Regions from separate parts of the Homo sapiens genome. Here region 2 is linked to region 1. Evidence: chromatin contacts called from ENCODE Hi-C data. All regions are on one chromosome and are shown on one strand. The core of a region is the stretch at or near the end of the contact, and the rest is flanking DNA. Distances in the headings are between cores, read along the strand shown. Region 1 overlaps LDLRAD4 (low density lipoprotein receptor class A domain containing 4). Region 2 holds the start of ZNF519 (zinc finger protein 519).

Region 1 (4,896 bases), core at 2,228-4,727:
CTCCCAGGCTTGCCCGCTAAGGCCCCCAGCCGAGGGCAGTGTTTGCAGCTCCTCTGCTCTGTCCACTTGGGTTCCTTTGAGCGATGGGAGGAGGCATTTGACAACACATGGGCATCAATACCTGTCCCCACTGGGCCCAGGAGAGATGCAGCATGGCAGGAGGCCCACACCCTCCTCAGCCTTGCCACGAGCTCTGCTCCTGGGTGGCTCGCCTCCCATGTGGCTCCACTTCATCTCTGCACTTATTTATTTATTTTTAATTTACTTTTCTAGAGACGAGGTCTCACTCTGTCACCCAGGCTAGAGTACAGTTGCACGAGAATAGCTCACTGCAGCCTCGACCTCCCAGGCGCAAGCAAACTTCCTGCCTCAGCCTCCCAAGTAGCTAGGACTATAGGTGCATGCCGCTGTGCTGGCTAATTTTTAAATTTTACATTTTGTAGAGATGGGGTCTTGCTATGTTGCCCAGGCTTGTCTCCAACTCTGGCCTCAAGTGATCTTCCCACCTCAGCTTCCCAGTGTGCTGGGATTATAGGGGTGAGCCACCGCGTCTTGCTTGTATACTCATCTGAATCAAACCTTAATAGGTTTCCATGCTGAAGAGCTCTTTTTGGTCTCTGGGTCTTTTTGATTATTTCACCCGCACCATAAGACTGTGAATTATAGCTCTTATTTTAAAATTTATTTACTAGCCACAGTGGACTAGATGCTATCCAAAAAATTAGAAGCTTTTGTAATATTAGTACAAAATTATATATAAATACATGTAATTTAATATTTTAGTATTTCTTTTATATTCTCTCATTTTTTTCTAAAACACTGTGAAATTGTTAGGGCAATATTTGTAGTCTAAATCTGCAGATGACAAGGTGAGGTGGAGAGAGGATGGCTGACAGACTGGGGCGGCCTCCTGATGGCCACGTGTGTGGTGACTGACTTTTGTTACCGAGACCTAGGGGAGGGACGTGGTGGTCACGGCACCAACTTTGAGATGCCTAAGATCTAGTTAGTAGTACTAGAATGCATGGGATTGGGAACTTTAAATGAGTTGTAAAAAATAAGTGTTATTAGAGTTCCAAAAAGAAAGAAACGAGTTTGGCCGCTGAGATATTTAGAGGAACATAATATCACCACGTTCAACTGATAAATTAAATTTTAAGAAAGATTGATATTTGCCAAAAGATATGAAGTTAGAGTAAAAGAGGCTCGGTGGCTTGACCAGGGTGTGGTTTTCACTCTTTCATTCACTGACAAGTAGTGTTGGGGGGCCCGGCCGCGCCGAAGCCTGCTTGAGTCACCGAGCCAGGGCGCTGCGGCTCCCCACTGCTGGCGGAGTCTTATTGTTGTGTCTCTCGCTTTGCCTTTCACAGTTCTGGCATGGCAGGGCTTAATGAATGTCAGGCTCAGAGGGAAGAGAATGGAACCTGCGAGCACTTTCTGCCACTCACAGAGCGGGGTCACCTCGCCCTGCTCCCCCAGCTGCCTACAGGCCTGCCGTGCCCTTCCCATCTCCGCAGCCTCAGCCTGGCTTCCCTTGAGGACCACCACCGCCCTTAGCCCATCTCCCACACCCATCTTGCTGAGAGTGCAGGTGAGCCCGGCCCACCCGAAGCCACGTTGCCTCCCATCACCCTTCAGTGCTCTGGGGCCACAGGGGAAAGCCTGTGACCGGCGTCTGCCTCTGCCTGCCTTGGTCTCTTCATCGTCATAATGCCCTGGACTCCAATTGCTTAGGGTTGTCCCAGACACACTGTGCTCTGTCATCTCTTAACCTCTGCTTCATGACAGTCTTTCCCCCTGGAATCTTGTCCCCTCTTTCTGTCATCTGACTAATTATTACTTATCCCTTAAGACTCAGATGAGTGGCCACCTCCTACAGGAAGCCTTCTTCCACTCTCTCTTCTTCCCACTGCTTGGCGCTTCCTCTCCTCTCCTGAGCTGAGCTGTGATGATTCTGTGATAGCCCTGCCCAGCTGGTTTGTAGCTATCTGCTATCTGTCTCCTCTTCCTTCCCAGACACTTCCAGCTTGTCTGAGAACAGGAGCTCATCCGTGTTGTTCCCCTCGGTGACTAGCACTGCACCTGGCGCCCAGGAAGACTTAGCCAATGGAGGAATCATAGGATGGCTCGGTGGAGGGATGGCTACAAAACCTGTCTTTTCTCATACTCATTTCTTGTTAACTGTGCACAAATAATTCCATATTACCACTTCTTATTGTGCTTAATCCTAGGGTAAATTTAAGTTAAGAGTGTGCTGTGGGGAAGAAAGGCAAGTTGTCTGAAGATTATTCTGCAGTGAGAACTTTGGATCTGTCTCCTGATACACTGTAGAACCAGGATAAACCATAATTGTCCAAATCCTTCAGGGCTTTCCTTCCAAATGAAGTGATTAACTTCTGCGGTAAACTTCCTCTTGTCCAGGCTCCAGGCTTCGTGCTGGGCCTGACAGCACTCAAGCTTTGCTGCCCACGTAGGCAATTAGGGTGTCCTTATCCTTCGGTTCCACTGCCTGGTGAAATATTAGATAACGAGGACAGAGCTTATCTTACACGCGTCTGAGCTGACAAATATGGCAGCCTTTCAGCAAAAGGCAAATGCAGACGAGGCCTTTTCCCTGGCTGGAATAAGAATGAGCCTCATGCGTGTCTGGCCCCATTGCCGATGGTCAAATGCACTCGACATGATTTCCATAGCACCCAGACAGCCTGAGTAGCTCATATCTACCTGTCTAGTCAATACATCAGCTTTGCTGGGGAGAGAGCAGGAGTTTGTCACTGGGGCTCATTTCTAATGCATCAGGAACAAATCTGTTACTGGCTCTCTTTATTCTGGCATGAATACTGTAAGCTGCATGAATTTATCTTCGGTGATAAATAACAGTGCCTTCTGGGTTCTGTTTTTTTAAAGGGGTCTTTGCTAAGCCATTAATATTGAGGTGAAGAGAGAGGAGAAGAAATGGATTATGCCTGACCGTGGAGATTAGCAGCCTGCTCAGGTGAAGGGTGGCCACACTTATTAATGCACTAATGAGCAAGCAGGGTCATTCTGATGATTAGTAATTTTGGCAACATAACTTCTGCCCCAGATTTGATTAAGCCTTCATACAGACTTCCTCTTCCAGGAGATTATCTTTTCAAAGCACATTTGGTTTCCCACTCCCCCTTTCAAGCCCATTAGGAAAATTAAAGCATTTAATTTTAGTGATGAATTTTACTGATACAGACAACTGCTTTTCCAGATTTTCTCCAAATGTAAGCACAATTGCTACATCAACCAAAATACCTCTTACTGAACACAAACTGGCGTTGTGTGGAGATTGCTGATTCCTGGTAATATATTACAGAATAATAAGCTCTGTGTTGGAAAGAATATATATATTTCAATATTGAACCAAGCCAGGGGAGCAAATTAAATAGGAGAACTGAAAGTTAGCTAATATCTGCAAACTTACTTCCTCTTAAATGAACTTGTCCATCAAACCTTCAGATTTCCCCTACTTTCTCCCTTAAAGAAACAGATCAAAAATATTTCGTGATGCACAAGCTAGCTAATGTCACACAGCTGAAGCACTGGAGTGAATGAAAGTTGAAGATATGGCAGACTCCTTGAGGCTAAAATTACTGCAACCTAGATGTTGAAAAAATACCTAGTAAAGAATAGAAACTGAGGGCGGGGCATGGTGGCTCACACCTGTAACCCAGCATTTTGGGAGGACAAGGCAGGCAGCTCACTTGAGGTCAGGAGTTCTAGACCAGCCTGGCCAACATGGCAAAACCCCGTCTCTACTAAAAATACAAAAATTAGCCGGGCGTGGTGGCAGGCGTCTGTAATCCCAGCTACTGGGAGGCTGAGGAGAGAGAACTGCTTGAACCCGGGAGGCGGAGGTTGCAGTGAGTTGAGGTCGTGCCACTGCACTTCAGCCTGGGTGACAGAGCAAGACTCTGTCTCAAAAAAAAAAAAAAAGAATAGAAACTGAGAAGGGCTCTGAGGGCTCTGAGTCACAGCTACCATTTTACCTTTCCCCTGCCAACCAAGTGAAGTCAGATTATGACAGTCGCTGTGCCATTGTGAGAAGAGCCTAGGAGCCCTGAAACAGACACACATCCATATATACAAGGATCTCTGACTTTAAGGCAAGTCAATCTCAAAACAATCTGGATACCTTAAAAATCAGGGGGGAATCGTTGAGAGGCCAAGGTAGGCAGATCACTTAAGGTCAGAAGTTTGAGACCCCAGCCTGGCCAACATGGCAAAATCCCGTCTCTACAAAAATACAAAAATTAGCCAGGCATGGTGGCGCACACCTGTAATCCCACATATCAGGAGGCTGAGTTGGGAGAAACCCTTGACCCTGGGAGGCAGAGGTCGCAGCCAGCCTGGGTGACAGAGTGAGACTCTGAATCTAAAAAAAAAAAAAAAAGGAAAAAAAAATAGGGGGGATCAGTATGTGTATGCACCCCTGTAACATCACACTGTATCTACTTGCAAAGAAAAAAGGGGTTGGGAGTTCCAAGTCATGGGAGTCAGAGACCCAGAGAAATCAGATTGCCTAGGAAGCTGGCAATATGAAAATATTATATGTTTATTCATTTTCTTTTTGGAGGTTTCCACTCTTGAAACACCACCGCTTCCTTGGGTCAGAGGGTTCTCAAACTCTAACATACATCAGAATCTCCTAGATGGCTCTGTAAAACCCAGACTGCTGGCCTCATGCCCAGAGCTCCCAGTAGATCTGGGTGGACCTGAAAATTTGCATTTCTAACAGGTTCCCAGGTGATGCTGATGCTGCTGTTCTAGCAACCACACTTTGAGAACCCCTGCCCTAGGCATTGCATTCCAGAACTCTCTCCATGTTAGACAGTCTCACTCTCATTTAGTTTGTAAATATTGAGCCCT
Region 2 (5,404 bases), core at 2,318-4,817, 550 kb after region 1:
TTCTAATTTGTATTTGCTCCTACAACAGCCGGGTCTAAAGGCTTGGTCTTGAACTCATTAACATCTGACTTCTAGTAGGCACTGGATTCAGGCACTGGAGGGATGGCCTTGGGCACACTGTGTACACATGAAAGAGGATTTGTGGGGAAGAAAAAAGCAGAAAAGAGAAAGATGCTATCAAGAACTATGGGTGGGGATGCAGGGCAGAATTGGTTAAGGAACTGGTTTGTGCTACAGATACAGGCTCAGGCAGCGCTATGTTCTGACTTATTCCTGTGTTCATACAATCAGAAGAGATTATGATCAGGTAGTCCAAGAAACCTGGGTTGGTGAAAAAAACAGGTTCCCGATAGAGATTCAGTGTCTACAGTTGAGATAAGCCAGGAGTCTTCTAGGCACCTGTGTATGTTCTTGGCAGAAAACTCTAGGAGGAAAGCTGTTGTGAGCACAATTCCTGAGGGTAAAACTTTGTCGTGGGAGGAGTGTAGCCAGATCAATTTTTAGTGGGTATGTTCAGGAGTGGGTTAGAAGCATGTAGGGGCTGGCAGCAGGGTCAGGGGAGGGAATAGGTTCTCAGAGCTCCTTCACTCTAAGCTCTCGTTCCATCTCACAGTAGGAGGAGACCTGGAATTACAGGACAACGCACAGGGTGACGACAAGCCTGTGTGCAGAACAAAGCCTCACTTCCCTCAGACACCTGGAGTCTCCTTATAGACCAGGCCCCAGTGATGTCTTTCTTCTGACACAAAACGTAAGGAGTTTGCTGAACACCAACCAATTATCCAACACCAACTAGCTGTCCAACACCTCAATTCCAACACCGCCCAGAGTCAGCATAGATCCCACAAGTTCAGGCTAAGTCCCATAACACTGTCCTCACTGCCGATGCCAGTCACATGCCTCCGGATACCCATCTTTATTTCTCAACTACTTCCTACAAATCAAGGGCTTCCACATTCCCCTCCTCAAGCTCAATAATTTGATAGAACTATTCACAGAACTCAGCAAAGCACTGTACTTACATATACCAGTTTATTATTGAAGATACAGCTCAGGAACAGCCACATGGAAGAGATGCATAGGGCAAGAAAAAGTGGTGGTGAAAGCTGGGGCAGGTAGGTAATTCTGCTAAATAGCTGTGACAAAAAATTCCTCATGCTTTTTGTTCTCCGAAATCAGCTTAACGAAAAGAGACACCCTTCCCATTGTGACTTCAATAATACTCTCTCTTCTTTTTTTCTAAACCTATCACAGAGTCAGACATGGACCACACATTTCCATTTTTTTCTCATATACAATTGGCTGAACAATTTCATCTCCGATGGTCAAAAAAAAAAAAAAGCCTATTTGTTCAGATCCCTGAACTTTGACCTATTCTCAGCCTGATTCAACATTCAATCTCTCTTTATTAACCTCCTAAGAAAAAGCTGACTTCAGGGTTGAACGCTCTCTGATTTAGAATCTGATTTTGCCACACTTCATTCTGCCCACCCTCTCTCACCTTCCTTCTAATCTTATTTGCTCTTTCCAACTTTTTTTAAAAGCCCTTTTCTGCCTATCCTTTGAGATCCAATTTACAGTTAATTAAAAAAACCGAAGTTGAAATAAGTGAGCAAATCTATACAGGGGGACAAACTCAGGGAGTGGCAGTGCTTTCTGGAACAGGGACATATGACTCAAGTGTCAAATCAGGCCACCTTATCCCTTGGGACTTTCTATCACCCCCATACTCCTCACTGAAGTGCTCAATGCCCACCCTCCCAGGAGACACTGCACTGTGCCCCACTGTGCTTTTTGCTTTGCAGGTTCTTGCACTGCCTCCCTGGGGTGGGTTTTTCTTGTCCTTCAGGTTAGTTTCTCTCCCTTCGCAAATATAAGACAATTCAGAAGACAGGAATAGTCTATCTTTTTCTCTGAATACCAGCATCTGATTGGCTGACAAGCAATGTGTTTCCATGGAATGAAAACTGGGGTTGGGGGAAAAAAAAAAAAAATCTTAAAAATCCCAAGGGATTCTTTTTTTACAGGAAGGGTAAGCCTGGATATTTCTCTCACCCCCAGGGCATTCAGCTGCTCCTTTGAGAAGCTGCACTCCCATCCCTCAGTGTGTCCTCTGGAAGATTACCAAAGGGCTGCTATTCACCAGAACTCCCAAAATACATGGCTCTGGTTTGTATCTTGGGCCATCTCAAGACAGTTCTAAAACTCAGGACTAGAAAAAGGCCCGAATGTGGCTAAGGAAACATTGCCCCATAAAGTTTCCCAACGAAAACCTCAATCCCAAGATGGCCTAATAAGGGCGTTTGTGCTAAGGGAGGATACAAGGAGAAACAGCAGAAAGATTTTTTACAGTTGAGTGCCAGGGGATTATTTTCTGCTTTTTTCTCATGTGAAATATTTGTAAGTAGAAAATAAGTATTTTACAAATTGCCATCCACTGCTCTGTGAAAAAGTGATTAATTCAAATACTGTTTCTGAAATGTGCAATAAAGGACAAAAACAGTTGATAATGTATGGGAGCGTAGAAGTTGGCTTTGGGGAATGTCAGCAAGAAACCGGAAATTTAAGATTTTACTTCAAGCCAGGTTAGGCTGGCAGAACAGAGTAGTGGATGTGAGACCCTGCTTGCCACACATTTGGAAAATGCAGGCGAAAACCAGTGTCTTTGATTAAAGTTAAAATAATTACATAGCAGTCATTTAGACTGAAGTGGCTCTAGTGGTCTAGGCCTCTATGTAAAAAAAGAAATCTAACTCAAATGCATTTTTTTCTAAGTTACTACCTTAGGAGGAAACGAAATTCAAGCTTAAACAACTACAAACCTCCAATTAATCCCTGATTACATAACCAGGAAATTTCCACCCAGACACTCCAAATAAAGCGACTACATAACTGTACCCAATTATTTAATTGTCTTTGCTTCCTCACACACCTTATACAAGCCTTTCTTTCAAGACCTTCTAGTAGCCCCCCAACCACAAACCATTGCTGAGCGCTGTCCCATTAATTAATCACTGTTTACTCATATAAGCTGTCTATGTTTTAATGGCGCCTCAGTCTAATTCCGAACAGGGTAAGGTAGGGACGGGGGACCCCACGGACCACAGCTCCTTCCACGCAGGAACCCTGCACACCGAGTCGGCGTCTTTCCGATGACTTTCGCCTCATCACCTCACAACCTGGGGAAGATGCAGGGCTGCGGGCGCAGAGCTGCGCAAAGAGGGCTACAGGCTGGGGCCAAAGCCGCCGTGCAGGGACAGGACAGGACGCCCGGAGTCCCTGCACCGGAGGGGACTGAGGGCTGAGCTGCAGACTCGACTCGCAGACTAGGTCCCGTCACCGCCATGTCCAGCCGGTTCCAAGGAGCCCCCTCCCCAGTCTCGGTACGCCCTGCCCCCCACACTCACCATTTCTCGGCTTCAGGGGTGTCCTGGAGTCTTAGCTATAAATCATTCAATGCCAGCAGGTCACAGAGCGACGGAGTGAGTGGCAGAATCACCGAAGTCTCCCGGAGCAGAGGACACAAGGCAATGAAGCCCTAACCCCGCGCTCTGGCTGAAGTGAGACAAAGGCCGCGCCAGATTCCGGAAGCCGCCCCTTCCTCCCTGGCTGCGCGCCTGATTGGACAGTTCCCACCCCAGAGCCCTGATTGGATAGTAGTGCAGGCACCGCGACCTCAGGCCTTGCGTGTCAGAAGATGCTACCATACACTGCACGGAATGAGCCGAGAGTGACAGGCTCTTGGCTCCAGTCACTTTCAGGCAGGGCTTTCTGTCTGTGCTGCGCCTGGCTCTGCCCAGGGGTCATTTTTTTAGCATTGTGGTGTATAACGTTATGAAGGTTATGTTCGTTTATAAAACACACACACACGTTGTTCACAAATGGAAGCAATATAATGACAATTATTTAATATTTCAGATTTCATAACCTTTCTGGCCGCCGGTCTTTGGAGTGGGACACCTAAGATTTTAAGAGAGAAGCAATCCTCTAAAAAATAAAACGTTAGCTATTGTGAATTTTAAATGTCTTATTAGCCAGATCAAAAATAGTAATAAAAAGAGTCCTGACATGGTGGCTCACGCCTGTAATCCCAGCACTCTGAGAGGCCAGAGGTCAGAAGTTCGAGACCACTCTGGCCAACATAATGAAGCCCTGTCTACTAAAAATACAAAAATTAGCCGGGCATGGTGGCGGGCGCCTGTAATCCCAGCTGCTTGGGAGGCTGAGGCAGGAGAATCGCTTGAACCCAGGAGGTGGAGGTTGCAGTGAGCTGAGTTTGTGCCACTGCACTGCAGCCTGGGTGACAGAGCAAGACTCCATCTCAGAAATAATAGGAATAATAAAAAGAAACAAGTGAAATTGTTTGTAATACTCTTTAAGCCATTATACCCAAAATATTATTTTTCATGTGTGGTCAACAAATAATTATAAATATTTTGGATCTAAATCTTTTAAACTCGCTGTGTATTTTATGTTTGCAGCACATTTTACTTCAAACCAGCAGCCATGAGGGCTCTGATGCTCCGATCTCAGGGAGGTGAAGGCCTGAACACCTCTTTTTTTTTGTATTTCTAGGCTATTTATGATTTTTAACACAGACTAAATCAAATTACTGTGCCTGAAAAATCTTTTGCTTTGAAGGCAAGTGACATAAAGACAGAGCTGCTGATATTTTTTCCTGCTGCAATTTAGCCAATCAGCAGAATATGCTTTGAAGGGTAAAGATGTTTTCTAAGACCCCACATTCAGGAGCAGCTATGGGGCAAATCCCTAAAGCACACATAAAAATCACATACAGCCAATGTATTCCTCACCCTGAATCAATGCTTCTCACCCTTGGCTGCATATTTCAATAACCTTGTAGAGGAGTGTTTAAAGTCTTCAAACCCAAGTTGCAATGGGGTAATTAAGTCAATCTCTGGAGTGAGACCTAGGCAACAGTGTGATTTAAAGCTCTCGGGTGATTATAGCACACAGCTCAACTCCCATGTTACTGCTTTAAACCAACATCTTTTGGAGAGCCAGTTGAAATTATTTCTCAAATTAACATAGAAGTGTTTGCTGCTGAGTTGCGGCCTTTCAGTCTTGATTACTTACTTTCTATCCTTTGCAGAACTGACCTCTGCTACTTGTTTTGTTTCTGATTCACACCAGTTCCACACACACTGAGTGCACACTACGTACAGGGCCCTGTGCTAAGTGTCCTGGCCGTGGTGAGTACTATCGTGGAGGAAGGACTTTGCTGTAAAAAATTGCATTCCCCAAAACTACAACCATGCTACTTACTCAATTGAGGTAAAAATGAAAGATCGAGGGGGACCCCCAAGAGTCAGGATGTGAATAAATACCTTGGAATATTAATACCCATCTCATGATGTCTGACACTAAATGCCTCACTTTCAAA

The links. Hi-C counts contacts between places; a loop is a spot of excess contacts on that map. Pooled maps may share reads with other maps.
Region 2: a pooled map shows a loop between it and region 1 (9-fold over the local background). The contact joins the promoter of ZNF519 here to the enhancer-like site in region 1. A Hi-C loop is called at or near these places in 6 of 50 pooled maps.

Annotation. Positions count from the first base shown.
Region 1 is chr18:13,582,459-13,587,354 of GRCh38, forward strand. All of the region lies in intron 4 of LDLRAD4 (low density lipoprotein receptor class A domain containing 4), which reads left to right. Among named protein-coding and RNA genes, the nearest start is that of MIR4526, 26 kb to the right of the region's middle. Within about 2 kb of position 3,478, at least 3 of the 41 ENCODE cell types and tissues checked have a DNase peak (open chromatin) inside an H3K27ac peak, as active enhancers do.
Region 2 is chr18:14,128,868-14,134,271 of GRCh38, forward strand. ZNF519 (zinc finger protein 519) reads right to left here and starts at 3,568. Exons shown (of 3, transcript NM_145287.4): 1 at 3,408-3,568. The coding sequence starts at 3,410. RefSeq lists enhancers at 2,755-3,276, 3,179-3,518 and a silencer at 3,769-3,828.